Linked DNA regions of Homo sapiens: region 2 is linked to region 1. The links are chromatin loops, found by intact Hi-C in ENCODE. Cell type or tissue: chondrocyte. All regions are shown on one strand.

Region 1 (8,000 bases):
AACATTTACCTGGAGCCTTGACACTGGTGTGGATGTGACATGGGTGTCTGTCTTGAGATCAGATGTGATTTTAGACTTGGATTAGGCCAGTCAACAAAGTTTTATTTTTATTATCTTTGAGATGATTCTCACTATGTTGCCTGGACTAGTGTCTAACTCCTGGGCTCAAGTGGTTGTCTCACCTCAACCTCCTGAGGTGCTATGCTTACAAGTGGGAGCTGCCGCACTTAACTATGGATTTCAAAACTGGAGGCTGGAACTGTTGTCTTTGCTATTCATTTGGCTTGGTGAGTGGACTTAGCCACTTCACGGCAACTTGGAGATGAATAGCCCACTGTATTTAACCTGCATTTGCACTATTTCAGCTCTGCTTGGCTGCCTTTTCTTTTACTTCTGCCACTGGGCTTTTGTGCATGTGTTTTACTAGTTCAACATAGGATCTCCTTTTCATCAGTACCTACTCTTTGGTTCTATAAATCTGAACTGGTTTTGAACCAGTTCAAAATACTCTAGAAACACTTGCTTATTAATGAGTTTCCTAATTTCCAGCACTGTGCTTGGAACTTGGTAAGTGTACAGAAAAGTTTTGGATGTATAGGTCAGTTAGGATTTATCTAGACCCATTCAATGTACCAACCATAATCCTGTGTGGGACTGTGTAGCAAGTCGAATGATTGATTCTCAGTAGTTCAGTCTCTAAGGTCTTTTGTAGTTGTCATATTCCTGTAGATTGAGAAAACCAATGAAACAAAGCTGGATTGTGTATACAGTTAGCTCTTTCATAATGCAGGGGCTAGGGGCCCCAGCTTCCTTCAGTCAAATCTATGTATAAGCTGATTCCCCCAAAACTTGACAGCCTACTGTGGAAACTTTACCAATAAGTCATTTAACACACACTTTGTATGTTATGTGTATTATATACTGTAAAAAGTAAGCTAGAGAAAATGTTAAGCAATCGGAAATATATTATGGCCAGGTGTGGTGGCTCATGCCTGTAATCCCAACACTTTGGGAGGCTGAGGCGGGCCAGTGACTTGAGGTTACAAGTTCGAGACCAGCCTGGCTAATATGGAGAAACCCTGCCTCTACTAAAAATACAAAACTTAGCTGTAGGTGGTAGTGGTGTGTGCCTGTAGTCCAAGCTACTCAGGAGGCTGAGGCACAAGAATTGATTGAACTCTGGAGGTGGAGGTTGCAGTGAGCCCACAAGAATTGACTGAACTCGGGAGGTGGAGGTTGCAGTGAGCCGAGATAGTGCCACTGCACTCCAACCTGAGCAACAGAATGAAACTGTCTGTGTGTGTGTGTGTGTGTATGTATATGTATGTGTATGTATATTTACTCTCAGGTGGAACTGGATTATAACAGTCTCAATCCTCACTGCCTTCATGAATAGCTGAGGAGGAGGGGGGTCTTGCTGTCACAGGGGTAGTAGAGACAGAAGTAAACCTGTAAGTGGACCCTCTTAGTTCAAATTTGATATTCAAGAGTCAACTTAGTTGTTTTTTAAAGTCAAGGGAAGGCATATCAATAGTTGCAGTTACCTAGTACTGCATAACAAAACAACCTCCAAAACTTAATGGCTTAAAACAAGCAAAATTTTTCTGACTGGGCTTAGTTTGTTGCAGTCGTTTTCCAAAATGACCAAAGACATCAAAGCTTAAATTACATATTGTATGCCTGTTCAGGGAGAAAAACATATGCTTTTCCCCATCATTTTGGAATCTTTTACTTGAATTATAGCTGGACAATTGATTTCCAGCTATAATTCAAGCTATAACGTAGTGAACTCCCTCAGACAAAAATGTCAAGCTTGATTAGTAAAGGAACCTCAAGTGGTATGTATAAGGTGACCCTTAAGTACACGTGTTTTCAAAAGTTGGGTATAATGTAACTAGACTGAGAGGTTTCGAGAAAAACTTCATTGCTATTCCATGTATAGTTTTAAACTAGTGGGATTTCAGTTTACAGTATTAATCAGCAATTTGGGGAGAACTAAGTGTTCGTTTAACATTAAGATAATAAAAATAATGCCTTAATCATACTTGATTGAGAATATTAATTCCCTTTTTATGCATAAGGATGGAAGTTAAGTAACTTTAACAATGACACAGTTGAGTTGTGTTGGAGCCAGCATTTGGATGGCCCTACACTTTGCACTGCCTTGTAGATATTTCTGTCACACAACTAGTGGTTAAATAAGCATGTTCTTTAGGCTAGAGCTTTCAGAGATGAAATATTTTAGAGACCAGAGTTAATCTAGATTTCATTTTAAACAATATTCAGATAATCTTTCCTTTTTCTCTCCCCTGCCCTGAAGAGTTTGTATTTATTATAATGTTGTATAACACAGCCCCAATACAATGTGGCTTATATAGGTTTTTCTCTTAGGCTTAGACAGACTCTGGGACTGATATGGGAGCTTCATGGTTCTCAGGCAGACTTTCATTCTACTTTTTGTCTTTGGCAAGTTGGTTTATTATCAAGTGGTTGCTGGGGCTCTATACATCATGTCCAGGTTCAAGGTACAGGATGGGCTGAAGGAGGCTAAAGGCTACTGGCATCCAACCTCTCCTGTAAAAAGAAGAACCTATGGTTTATGCTCACAGTGCTAAAAGTAGGATAGTAAATAAAATAGAGCTGGGTGTGAATGCCAAGGGAGGTTAGGATGACAGCCACATTGGCCACATATGTCGAAATAAGTTGATTTAGAAAAGGATTATTTGATCAAGGATATCCTGGAACATAAAGCAAATAACTACATTTTAGAAATAAGTGAACAGGGCTAAGAAAAGTAATTTTCTTTAAATACGGCCCAAAAGGATTAATTATGATTGGAGTCCTGCTTTGCCCAAGGCTTTTTATTTCATTTTGCATGATAACCTTTCTCAGAACCATGCATGCACAAATTAGGTTGAGACAATGACTTAAAAGTGTAAATGAAATCTCATTAGAAACAAAAACTTTCTGGTTTCTGACATGTTTAAGGGGTGCTCATTGTTACTCAACAATGATTTACTTAGGTAGTTATTGTGATGGGGGCGGTTCTAATGGGATTTCTTTTTCTGGTAGGTTTAGTGGCAACATACAAGCTTGCCATAAACATTTCCTGGGTTTTATCTTCTTGTAAAAGTGTTATTCCACCTTTCTGAGTCTGGCTACCCCACAGAATTCTTTTATCCCTTTTACTCTTAGATTACCTTGTCTGTAATGAAACTTACCCTCTCTGAAGCCTGAGTTGTTCTTCTAAAGTAACACCACTACCACCTTCTTTATTCTCATGTTTTTGGGAGGAATTGTCTACACTCACTGCTATATGTCCTCTATCACCTAAGAAAGGTATTTGCCCATTACTGGATTTTTTTTTCTTACAGAGATCAATAGTGATCAAATTGAACAGCCTATGTCCTCAGGCTGTGTGTTTTGTGGCAATGGAAAAATGACAGCAAAAGAGGGAAATATCCTTGGAATTTAGTTCCTTAAATGGAGGTATTTGCCCAAGTGACTGTCAGTTACATATTTGAGTTGCAAACAACGGGTTGCATTTACCGGGTTTCAGAGTAGAAGCATACTTAGGAAAGGTGGTAGGTGTTCTTGGGCTCTTCAGTGGGGACAGAGGATTGCTTCCACTCTTAGTTACTGGGGTATCTTGTCACCCCAGAGACCCAGAGCCAGAATATCAACACTTTTGAGTGATTGCAGTTTTGTGACAACATAATACTGGTTCTCTCAGCCTCCTTCATTGGATTACCTTCCTCTCTGCTCCATTTCATCCAGTTCCATATTTTCGTTTGTCACTTCAAAGCTAATATTACCATAACAAGTTTACAAATAATCAGACTTCCTGGTTACTTGTTAATACTCAATAAGATAGCCTGCTTGCCCATTTTGAATAATATCAATACATTTCCAGACAAAACATTAGTCATTTCCCCTCAGTTTAAGTGCTGTCAATCAGCTCTCCGTTAGGTACAATGGCGAAAACACTCATCCAGGATCTTGGATATTTAGTGAAGTAGACGTGAAAATTGGATAACTACTCATCAGAGTTTGAAGTGATTAGGAAGGAATTAACTCAGCCAGAGGAAATCTGGGATTTGAATAGGGCTTTGAAGAATGAAAGGTTTACAGAGGATTTGGGAAGGTAAATTGGAGGCTGCGAGGACAAGGAGATGTATGACTGGCACTCGCTCAAGGTTGAGTGGAACGAGTCAAAATAAGTAGGACCCATTCTGTGGAGGGCTTGTCATGCAAGGGTAAGGAATTGGAATGTATACAATTGGAGGCGAATAGAAGTTTTCTGTCATGTTTTAAGAGTAAAACTGAAGGCCATGTGTATGAGTATGGATCAGGTGATTGGGCCACCCAAGAACTTAGATGAGAGAACTGAATTAGGCTGCTGGCAGAACAGAAAGGACGGAGACAGCTGATGGACGGTGCTTGGATCCACAATTGTGTTTGTACTACAGTTAAAAAAAAGCGCTAAGCACTCATTATAAAGCACTTGCTTTAAGCTGTTACACAGATTGGTCACTAGGAGGCATCAGTTCATCAACTACTAAGGCGAAAAGGAAGGCAGCTCTGGACACCCACCTAAGAAGTCTGGATAGTTCTGTGTTAATACTTAACGTTTTCAACTCAAGGACTTTTGGAAACTAGAATCTAGAATATTTCTTCTGAATAGTACTTCAAAGATGAAATAAGGCTAAGAAGTCTAAACTGCACTCTGTGAGACTATTTGTTTATTTATTTAATTATTTATTTTGAGACAGATTCTCGCTCTGTTGCCCAGGCTGGAGTGCAGTGGCGTGATCTTGGCTCACTGTAACCTTCACCTCCCTGGCTCAAGCAATTCTCCTGCCTCAGCCTCCCGAGTAGCTGGGATTACAGGCGCTGTGGGTTTTTTTTTTTTTTGTATTTTTAGTAGAGACGGGGTTTCACCATGTTGGCCAGACTTGTGTCGAGCTCCTGACCTCAGGCAATCCGCCTGCCTCAGCCTCCCAAAGTGTTGGGATTACAGGCGTGAGCCACCGCGCCCAGCCTTGGTTATCTTTTATACCCTGATGAGGGTAACGTGACATGTTCATAATTTACTGGGCTTTAACTTTTTCTTGAAAGATGTTTGACCTTTGGTCTATCCAAATCTTTAATAATGATCATTGTCATGAGTTTCTACTGTATATTGCAAATTGGTTTACAGATCAGAATTTTGTAATCATTATGAATTAAACACTTAATAACTTTCCAAGTTCTGTTACATGTCTTTAAGCCAGTATTGATTAATGGACTTTTAGTCAAGTGTTTGACTATGTAACTGCCAAGTAAGAAACTTACCAACTCAGTTCCATTACTGTGTTTCTCATGCTTCTAAATACTCTTACTAGAAAACAGTAGGATACTAGTTTATATAAACACCTCTCATGATATTAAATTGCATGTTGCTTGGGAAAAGGTTTGTGGGATTTATTTTAGATGTCTGACTATAAAAGCATTTAAGATTCAGAGAGGCCTAGCATGTAGTTATCCATTTAAAAAGTATACCAGAGATATGTTTGTAGGGCAAATTTCAAGTCCTTACATCTCAAGTTTTAAAAAGTAGGATGCATCATGAAAAATCTGTCAAAAGCATTTGAAAAAATTGATATTCTTTTTATGATGGGTATGGACTTCTAATTCAATTCAAGATTTCTACCTATGTTGAGCATCTACTTGGTATCAAGACTTTTTCTAGGTGATTGGGACACATCAGAAACAATGGTCCTTGCCCTCTTGAATAGCTTGCATACTATTCTAGTGGGAAGGGGAACAGAAATAAGCAATAGGTACAATAAATTATTGAGTAGCATGTTAGAAGATAATATATGCTATGGGAAAAATTAAGGGGAATTGAGTGGCTACCATTTGAGAGTGATCAGGATAGGCCTGTTGAGCCAAGACTTGAAGAAAGTGATGGAGATAACTTTGGGTGCTATGCTGAAAATAGATAACAAGGATAGAATCAGGGAGACAAGTTAGGAGGCCATCATAGTAATCCAGTGGGGGGATATGATGGTGATTTGGATCAGGGTGGTAATGAAGGAAGTGGACAGAATCCAGATGTAGTTGAAGGCCTAACCAGTAGGATTTCCTGACTAAATGTGTAGATTAAATATTGGGAGAGAAAAAAATTACTACAAGGCAGGCATGATTCTACACACTTGAAGGCCTGGGGCAAGAGTACAATGGAGATACCGTATGTTTAAATATTTAAAAGTACTGTTTAATGAAAATATGCCCAATGTGCCTGTCTTGACAAACTTTCATTAGAACTGGGAAGCCAGGTTTGTATTTATGCCAGAATATAACTTGCGGGCAGAGCTGACCCTCAGCCCATGAGCCACCTTCCTTTTCTTCCCACCCCGGCTCTGAACTGTATGGCAAGGGGCCTCCTGCACATTTACTTGGATGCCATAACCAGTATATTCGAACTGCCCTATCCCCCTAACACATCAGTGCATGCAATGATGATGTAATGCATTTCCTGGAACAGCTGGGGCTATTCTGGGCAGGGTATTTGGGGTCTTGAGTACCTAGAGTGTAGTGCAGAATGAGTATGCTCTCTAGATTGACATGTCATCTTGACTCTAAAGCACTCAATCCTAAAGCTCAGGGCCTTGGATAAGGGCCTTTCCTGGCCTGGTGTAAGGGCAGTACTGATCTACGGTTTTTAGTTTGAGCATCTGTACAGAGGATTGCTGTCAACTGAGAAAGGGGGCTGCAGGTAGAGTAGGTTAGAGTGAGGAAAATAGTTTGGGAGCTCATTCACATGTTTGATTTCTTAGACTACACAAGCCGTACTGTAGAGAAGTGTAAATGGAGAATTTTCAACTTATAGTAGCACTCACTGGCCTGGAATTGATAAAAACTGAAGGCTGTTTTTCACTATAGTTAATTCTAACCTATAAACTGGAGCAGTTCCATGTAGGAATTTGTTAAAACCTATTGTGTATGAATTACAGACTCCTCTGACCATCCGAGTGTTCTTTTTCAGTTTTTTTTTTTTTTTCCTATGACCTAAAATCCCCTCAGACTTAAACCTTTAGTGAACTACTCAGTAAATGGCTTTACTAGTAAGTGTTCCCTTGCCTGGTATGTTTATTATTTTTTAACTTCAGTGTTTTATTCTTCGGCAGTAAGCAGTTGGATATAAGTTGGGGGTATAAATTTGGGACTCTGGCATATAGATGTTATTAAAAGTGATGAGACTGGATATCAACAAGGGAATGAGTGTAGATAAAGAAGAGAGCCAAAGACAAAGACTTGGGGCATTCCAACATTAAAAGTTTGGAGAGAAGAGAAAGCACCTCATAGAGGAGACACTGGAGATGTAAAGGAAAACTGAGTGATGTCCTTGAAGCCAAGTGATAAACTTTATCCAAGAGAAGAAAATGAACTGTCCAGTGCTGCTGATAGATAACTTTATATTGCCAGCTGTAAAATGTACTTTCAATTAGCCATTTCAAATTTGTTTACCAAAGCAATGATTTTGTTGGCTAGTTTTCTAAACTTCAGTAACTTTTCAGTGACTTGTAGGTTTTCATTGCATATACAGCTGAATTTTTTTTTTTTTTTAAACAGGGTCTTGCTGCCACCCAGGCTTGTATAGTGGTGCGATCCTAGCTCCTGCAACCTTGAACTTCTGGGCTCAAACAGTCCTCCACCTCAGCCTCCCAAGTAGCTGGGGCTACATGGCGCATGCCACCACACCTGGCTAATTTTTTTTTTACATTTGTAGAGGGAGGCCTTGCCATGTAGCCCAGGTTGGTTTCAAACTCCTGGGCTCAAGGGATCCTCTCACCTCAGCCTCCTAGAGTGTTGGTATTACAGGTGTGAACCACCATGCCTGGCCCAAAAGTTGTTTTTTTTTTTTTTAAGTTATTTTCTGTAATGCATTTTCTGTGAATTTATTGTCTTAAAAATTGGCAAATATGGCCATTTTGACATATTTGCCAAATATGAGC
Region 2 (8,000 bases), 1.3 Mb after region 1:
ATGCTTGCATAATAATACTGTGTGTGAGAAAAATCTAGACACAAACTAAAAGTATACCAGCAAGGGAATTGATAAAACACTTGTGGTACATTCATAATATAATACAATAAAATGTTCTATAATAATGAAAATATATCAGCCACAGCTGCATTTATCAATATCCATAAATCTCACAAGCACAATATTCAGCAGAAATATATTATTTGTATAACTTTTAAACACTTGCCAAGCTAACAGTGTAAATAACAATATAAAAAGGATGAAGCAAAACAGAGAAAGGATGTATTAGTCTGTTCTCACACTGCTAATAAAGACACACCCAAGACTGGGTAATTTATAAAGAAAAAGTGGTTTAATGGACTCACAGTTCCACATGGCCGGGGAGACCTCAAAATCATGGCAGAAGGCAAAGGAAGAGCAAAGGTACGTCTTACATGGCAGTAGGCAAGAGACCCTGCGCAGGGTAACTGCCTTTTATAAAACCATCAGATCTCCTGAGACTTTTTCACTATCATGAGAACAACATGGGAAAACCCTTCTTCCGTCATTCAATTACCTCCCACTGGGTTCTTCCCACAACACATGGGGATTATGGGATCTACAATTCAAGATGAAATTTGGGTGGGGACACAGCCAAACCATATCAAAGGACAAACACAAAATTCAGAATAACATTTCCTTCAGTGAAGGAGATATCTTAACTTGGGTGGTAGGTATAATAGCCTTTACAATTTTTTTAAGTCAATTGTCTATGTATATGCTAAAAATGAATTTAGTTTTTCATATTATAGTAAATTAAAATTTTTAAAGCTTCAACATGATCGTCAAATTATAAAAATGGATTTTTTCTTATATACTTGAGTTTTAAACTAAACTCCATATCCCCAACACATCTATTTTGTTGTGCTATTGATGAAAGCTATTGACGAGCTTTCATCAAGTTCATAAAATTATTAGGGTAAACGAAGATTATCTCTTCCCTCCCTTGATGCTCCCCTGCTCGCTTATCCTTGCAGAAGTGTGGATGTTTTCTATTCTCTGGAAAATTTGAAATGGAAAGATTCTCTACTCAGAGGGAGAATCTTGTTGAAAGTGGGATAATTTAATCTGTATACTTAACCATGAAAGTCTGGCTCTGAATACTAAAATAACTGAAGGAATAATTAAGAATTTACTTTTACTCATTTCCTTTTTCCCTCATCCCAACTCCTGATGGTCAGAAGAACTAAAAATTCATTTCAAGCAAAACTGAACAGTGTAAGAACGCACCTACTGATGGAGACCCTTCCTGAACTAGTTCATTCAGATGATCCTATAAGAAAGGCCACTAGCTGACAAGGCTACTCATGCACACAGAGTTTGCAATAGTGCTATTCTTAAATATGAAGGAACAGCCAAGTATTATCAGGCAATTGAAGAGAAATCTCTAACATTATTAAATGAGATAAACATACAAAAAAATAAAAAAAAGAAACTCAAAATAATTAAAAACACAGAAATGTGTGAGAGTGGATGAGGGCATATTGACCTAGGCTTATTTTTTCTAATAATGTTAAATATATATATTCCAGTATTTCTAACACTTTAATTTATTGATTTTTTAAGAAATCAAGACTTTTAACACTTAAAGAGCACTTAATAAATATTATTTATTATTTTAAGTGTTTTTGTTTATCCTATTCATGAAATGTATTATATTAGGGAATATCAATACCTTTATATATAATTTACTTTATATTTTATTTTAGCTTATTTTATAGCTCGTTAGATCCTTCTCATCCAATTATTTTTCACATTTTGAATTGATGTTTGTCTATTAGTCTTTTATGAATACTTATTGCTATTTCATCAGAGTTGTATCTTCTTAATTCATAATGATGCACTTTTTAAAATTTTTCTTTAGTTTCTTACTAAATCATCTAAAGGCCTGCATTTTCTCTAAGTCTTCATGGTGGTGTTTTCTTTTCTGCCTTGATGTAATTTTTCTTAGGCCTATATTGTACTTTTGTTTTTGTATTTGTTCTTAAAATTCACATAGGGCAGAGATTCAGCTAAACTCTATTATCTGCCCTTCGGGTTGCATGATGGTTCTTTATTGCAGTACTGTGTTTTGTTATGGTTTTTGTTTGTTTGTTTTCTCACGGTAGGCTCTTTTCATCTCTTTTTAAGACTTTCTGCTGGAGAGCGTATTGATAATCAGTTGTGACCAAGAAGACCTTGCCGTTCCCTTCAGCTTGATTAAACATTAATTTAATTAATTTAGCTCCTTGACTCTAGGCCTCTGTCCTCCCTTTTCTTAGAGCGTTTACTTTAGGAGATTTTTAATTTTAAATTGCTTTTCTGGTCCTCGGAAATGTATTTTTAAAAGCCTCTTGCCAGTTACACAATTCAGGAATGTTTTTCCTAAGAACCTGGGAGCCACCTCTTTGAACCATAATCACCAAAAGAGATAGTGTCTCTGTCTCCCAGCTTCTGTGGGAAAGCAGGAGCCTAACTTTGGAGGCAAGGCCCCTTGTTCCAAGTTGCAAAAGTACCTCCTGTCATAAAAATATGAGAGAGTTTGCTTTTCCCTGAGGTAATGCCAATTAGCCGACAAAGGGCAGCCCGCCTCAGCTCCCCCAACCTCAGCAGCCTCAACCTCAGCTCCTAAAAACTCTCCAGCCCTGGGTTTCACTGGAGTTGAGTTCCAACTGAGTTCTGGCCTCTCTCTCCTATTACAATCATCTTGAATAAAATCTTCCTGGCCTGTTTGACTTTGGTGCAATTTTCATTTTGACATGTGTTATAGCTCAATTATCCTAAGCTTTCATTTAGAAAGATTTTGCTGTCTTTAGATGAGATGACCACTTATTGTTTTCCTTTTTTTGTTTGTTTTATTGGGAACCTGCATAATACCCGGGATGAAATGTATCACTCCACTTTTGTCTCCCTTGTCATCTGGGAGGCACAATCTCTGACTAGATTCAGCAAGAGGTATCAGTGCAGTGAAAGAAGAGTTTTCTAACTTTCTCCTAAAGTTTCAATGATGCAGAAAAGGAAGCCAAAAGGAAGACAAAAGCAGCTCGACTTTCCTTCTTCTTCCTTACTTTTTCAATTTTTTAAATTTTTAGTTACATAAAACATCTCTAATGAGATGAAGAGATGTGTCCACTTAGTCCCCAGGACATTTAAATATTGAGATTAACACATTATCTTTATTGTAAGGATGTGGGTCACTTCTTACAAATTTTGAGAACTAAAAATAATATGCTCTTGAGAGCACACTGATTTACACTCCCATTTACATCAAAGTGAACTAGAATATTTCAAGGAGGAAAATAGTAAGATGGTAGAAATCCCTGGCTGGAACAGGAGATCATTTCAGATACTAACATAATTATACAGGTGACTTAATAAAGGTTCTCACTAAAGATTGGAAATGTGGATGAATAAAATGCGATGGATTCAAGAGGCTTTTGGAGATAGATTTGACATGAATCTGTGATTAAGTTTTGTGGGCAAGGATGAAGGAGGGAATAATTATGTCTAAAGTTTCTAGGGGTCATGGTGGATGATCATGAACAAAACAAGAGCCAGTATGTGGTATATTAGGAAGATAATTTGTTTCTAATCTTGGCTCTGCCTCAACAAATTGCATGACCTTATGAAAGTCTATTAAAATCTTGAGTCTCTGTTTATTCATTCAGTAAAGAGGTGGTATTCTTGAATAAATTAATCACTTTCACAGTGAGTGATCGCTTTCAAATCAGGGTAACAGGCATTTATCTAGCATCTAGTGTGTGGTCATTTTAGCCTGAGCATTGAGAGAGAGACAAATTAAACAAAGTACATTTATAAAGTGGAAGAATACTATTTACTCACATGATGCATTTATAAAATAATGAAGCTAGAATTATTGAAATTCAATTTTTATACTACAAATGGTAGATACTATAGAAATTTAATTATTGTAGAACAGATCAATAAAGAATTCACATTTTACATTAAAGAATCTTAAAATGCACCCATGAAAATGCTGCTTCAAAAGGTTCTAATTATGAAGAGATTATTTGAGAACTGAGGTGGATAGATAAAATAGCAACGATAATAAATTTTATAATTTTTACGACAGGGAAAGAGCAGAGCCAGTTTTAAATTCAGTTGTATCAGATTCCAAAATTCATGCATTTCAGTCTGTATCTTGTTAGGCTTCAGTATTACATAATGTACTTCAAGAGTTAAAACAGCTATTGCCTTCTTTACTTGGAGTAAAACAAATGCATTGGCCCTATTCTCAAGATTGTGTGTGATTATTTGCAACTAATATTTAAGACCAACTAACATATTATTTCAGTATAATGTTTTCGTCATTTAAGTTTTTGAAACAAATGCCAGTTAATAAGAAAAAAATTACCAGTAGAAATGTATTTAAGAATTGAGTTATGCTGCCATCTAGTGATGATTTGCTGCTGATATTGCTTGAGTATGCCAATTCCACCACCAAAAAAATCAAGTGAATTAAAGCTTTTTGTAAGTGCAAAAAGAAGGCTAACAAAACTATTAAACAGGTGAACATAGATTTGCATCACAAGGCTCACACAAATTAATGTTAGAGCAAAAATATAAAGTAATACTAAAATAATACTAATGAAAATCTTTATTTTCTTTATCTTCTGAAAAGTGTATCAGTTTACATACAAAATATAATGAAGTCCTTGAGTAGAATATCCACACCTTTTTTTTAATGGATTTTAGATTTTTCTTTTATTAGTTAAAATAAATACTCTTCATCATTTATACTTTATCTCAGTTTAGATAGATTATATTTTAAGGAAAACAGCTTCTTTCTGCCTACTGTGGAAGTGAGAATAAGAGTTAAGAACATTAAAATGAAGCAGAGAGGTGGCCTTGCGAGGGTCACAGGCAGAGAAGGAAGCAGCAAGGAGAGTGGAGAATAAAAAAGGATTTGTTCTTAAAGTCAATTTGGTGCAGTACCCAGGAGAACTCAAAAATTGATGGGGAAATGCTGCAGGAAGTCAGGGACCCCGAACAGAGGGAGTGGCTGAAGCCATGGTAGAAGGATGTGGATTGTGAAGATTTAATGGACATTTATTAGTTCCCCAAATTAATACTTTAATAATTTCTTACACCTGTCTTTACTGCAATCTCTGAACATAAATTGTGAAGATTTCATGGACACTTATCACTTCCCCAATCAATACCCTTGTGATTTCCTATGCCTGTCTTTACTTTAATTTCTTAATCCCATCATCTTCATAAGCTGAGGAGGATGTATGTCACCTCAGGACCCTGTGATGATTGCATTAACTGCACAAATTATTTGTAGAGCATGTGTGTTTGAACAATATGAAATCTGGGAACCTTGAAAAAAGAACAGGATAACAGCGATGTTCAGGGAACAAGAGAGATAACCTTAAACTCTGACTGCTAGTGAGCCGGGTGGAACAGAGCCATATTTCTCTTCTTTCAAAAGCAAATGGGAGAAATATCGCTGAATTCTTTTTCTCAGCAAGGAACATCCCTGAGAAAGAGAATGTGTCCCTGAGAGTAGGCCTCTGAAATGGCCGCTTCGGGGGCAGCCATCTTTTACGGTTGAAGCTGTAGGGATGAAATAAGCCCCAGTCTCCCGTAGCACTTCCAGGCTTATAAAGACGAGGAAATTCCCGCCTAATAAATTTTGGTCAGACTGGTTGTCTGCTCTCAAACTCTGTCTCCTGATAAGATGTTATCAATGACAATGTGTGCCCGAAACTTCATTAGCAATTTTAATTTTGCCCCGGTCCTGTGGTCCTGTGATCTTGCCCTGCCTCCATTTGCCTTGTGATATTTTATTACCTTGTGAAGCATATGATCTCTGTGACCCACACACTATTCGTACACTCCCTCCCCTTTTGAAAATTGCTAATTAAAAACTTGCTGGTTTTATGGCTTAGGGAGCATCACGGAACCTGCCAACATGTGATGTCTCCCCCGGACACCCAGCTTTAAAATTTCTCTCTTTTATACTCTGTCCCTTTATTTCTCAGACCAGCTGACACTTAGGGAAAAATAGAAAAGAACCTATGTGACTACTGGGGGTAGGTTCCCCCAATAGGGAAACTTTAAGGAAGAATCTAATAGGAACCTAGTAGCAGGGGTCTCAAGGCATTGTAACTGGTGTATTACACAAAATAAATGCACAGGATTTCAATTTCTAATAATCAAATCTGAAACTACTCTAGACCTATTAGATATAGATTCTGATTCAATTTCAGACAATCAAATCTGAAACTACTCTAGGCCTATTAGATACTGATTCTGGTTTACAGGTGATTATTATGTGATGATAGAGATCTGTAGCCTTAAAGGGTGGCATATGGAAAACAGTTGTAAGAAAAGAGGAGAAACAGGAGAGAGAGGAGATTCTGAAGCTCTAAAATACATTCAACACATTCATTTCCTTTTTCAGTGCATTGGAATTACTAACGAATGAGATGCTAAGCATTGTGTTAGGCACTGTTATATATTAAACTCCTACGTGCTGTTAAGAAATTTGTAACGGAGTCACAGAGAAAGACAGCTGTAAGTTATTTATTGAATATGCCAAATGTGGGAGGCAAAATCAGAAGAATACTACTGTTTTGTCCTCTCCTACCACTACCTACACACTCACTCTCCCGGATCTCCATGCCCAACCTCTTAGCAACATTTTGGGGAAATCCATAATTCTCTGGTAATATGGGGCTATTAACATTAGAATTCAATTAGAATTGTCCAGTTTAAAAATGTACCACAACGTATAAACTAATCTGAGTTAAAACCTACTCTCTCGCCTACTTCAGTGTTTCTTCCCCATAATCACTGGGAATCATAGAATCATAGAACTTCATATTGAAAAGGGCTTTAAAGGAAAAGAGAATGACAACTCAGCCTTTACTTGTGGCCCTGGACTCAACAGGGAGAGCAAAAGGCAGGCCCTGGAAATTTTTTTTTCTCATTTGCTCTCATTATTTGATTTCCTTTCCCATCAGCTGTTCTACTGTTGACTTCTACAGGACAGTGTTAGAAGAAGGGATGAGAGAAGTAAAAAGAAAGGCCTTTTGATTTGGCTTGTGCTATTTGTTGTTTCTTTGTTGTGGTAGGAAATCAAATGATAGCTTTCTATCACAGAAAAATGCTGGATACCTCAGAGACACCTTTCCACACTCTGTAATGTGCAAGAACTCTTTCTAATTTGTGACTTCAAATGTTTACTGTCACTCACTCTCTTGCCTATAAGCTCCAGGAGGGCAGAGACCATCTATTTTGTCACTGCTGTATACCAAACACTAATATAGTGCTCTGTGTTTGTGTTTGAGCACTGGGAATCATAGAACTTCATATTGAAAAGGGCTTTAAAGGAAAAGAGAATGACAAATGGGCTCCAGTTCAGGTAAAAGCAAACTGAGGACAGTTTGATAGTTTGATGAGAAAAAGGAAATGTATGCTGATCTTTTAACATACATCTAGTTATGGACTTTATTTGGTTAGCTAACTGGTCGAGTCTATGTTCTATTCTCCACCACTGTGTGGAGATTCACCTACAAAACATGTCCTGGGAGGTGGGAAAGGATAGTGTTCACCTTTCAGGACAACCCACAAAGAAAACTCATACAGTCCACCTCAATGGTTTCCAAGGAAAATCCTACAGTAACTTTAGATTAAAATTCCACTTAAAGTTTAGGAACTCTTGAAGGGAGTGTTTGATTTGGTAAGGTCTGATTTTGGCTCATTTTGTTCTGGAATTTTAAATCAATTTATGGCAAGATTTTAAAATGAACCTCTTCCAACTGACTCTATATAATACAGGAGTTGAAAGAAAAGATAAGTTAAAAGGAATATTTGAAGAGGAGCAGGACAGCAGCGTTGCCCACCACTCTACTGTACAGGCTTGTGGGGTTCAGGACTGAAGTCACACACCTCATGTGTGTTAAACACAGTAAGAATTTCTTCAAAGGTTTAGCTTGTCCAAGTTCCCTTGT

The links. Hi-C counts contacts between places; a loop is a spot of excess contacts. Peaks named below come from ENCODE experiments on the same cell type or tissue, not always from the same donor. Only the 100,000 strongest peaks of a DNase experiment are listed, where the experiment ranks them.
Region 2: a loop joins it to region 1, with 4 times the contacts of the local background. A loop is called at or near these places in 4 of 110 quality-filtered maps.

What each region holds. Positions count from the first base shown.
Region 1 is chr12:76,033,833-76,041,832 of GRCh38, reverse strand. It overlaps NAP1L1 (nucleosome assembly protein 1 like 1), which reads left to right. Exons shown (of 15, transcript NM_004537.7): 15 at 1-5,248. It overlaps PHLDA1-DT (PHLDA1 divergent transcript), which reads right to left. Exons shown (of 2, transcript NR_185978.1): 2 at 7,444-8,000. Among named protein-coding and RNA genes, the nearest start is that of PHLDA1-DT, 6.0 kb to the right of the region's middle. In chondrocyte, CTCF peaks have their summits at 4,308 and 4,539 (motif pointing right); no DNase peak of the experiment used is centred here.
Region 2 is chr12:74,685,688-74,693,687 of GRCh38, reverse strand. No RefSeq gene overlaps it. Among named protein-coding and RNA genes, the nearest start is that of ATXN7L3B, 150 kb to the right of the region's middle. In chondrocyte, a CTCF peak has its summit at 4,418 (motif pointing left); no DNase peak of the experiment used is centred here.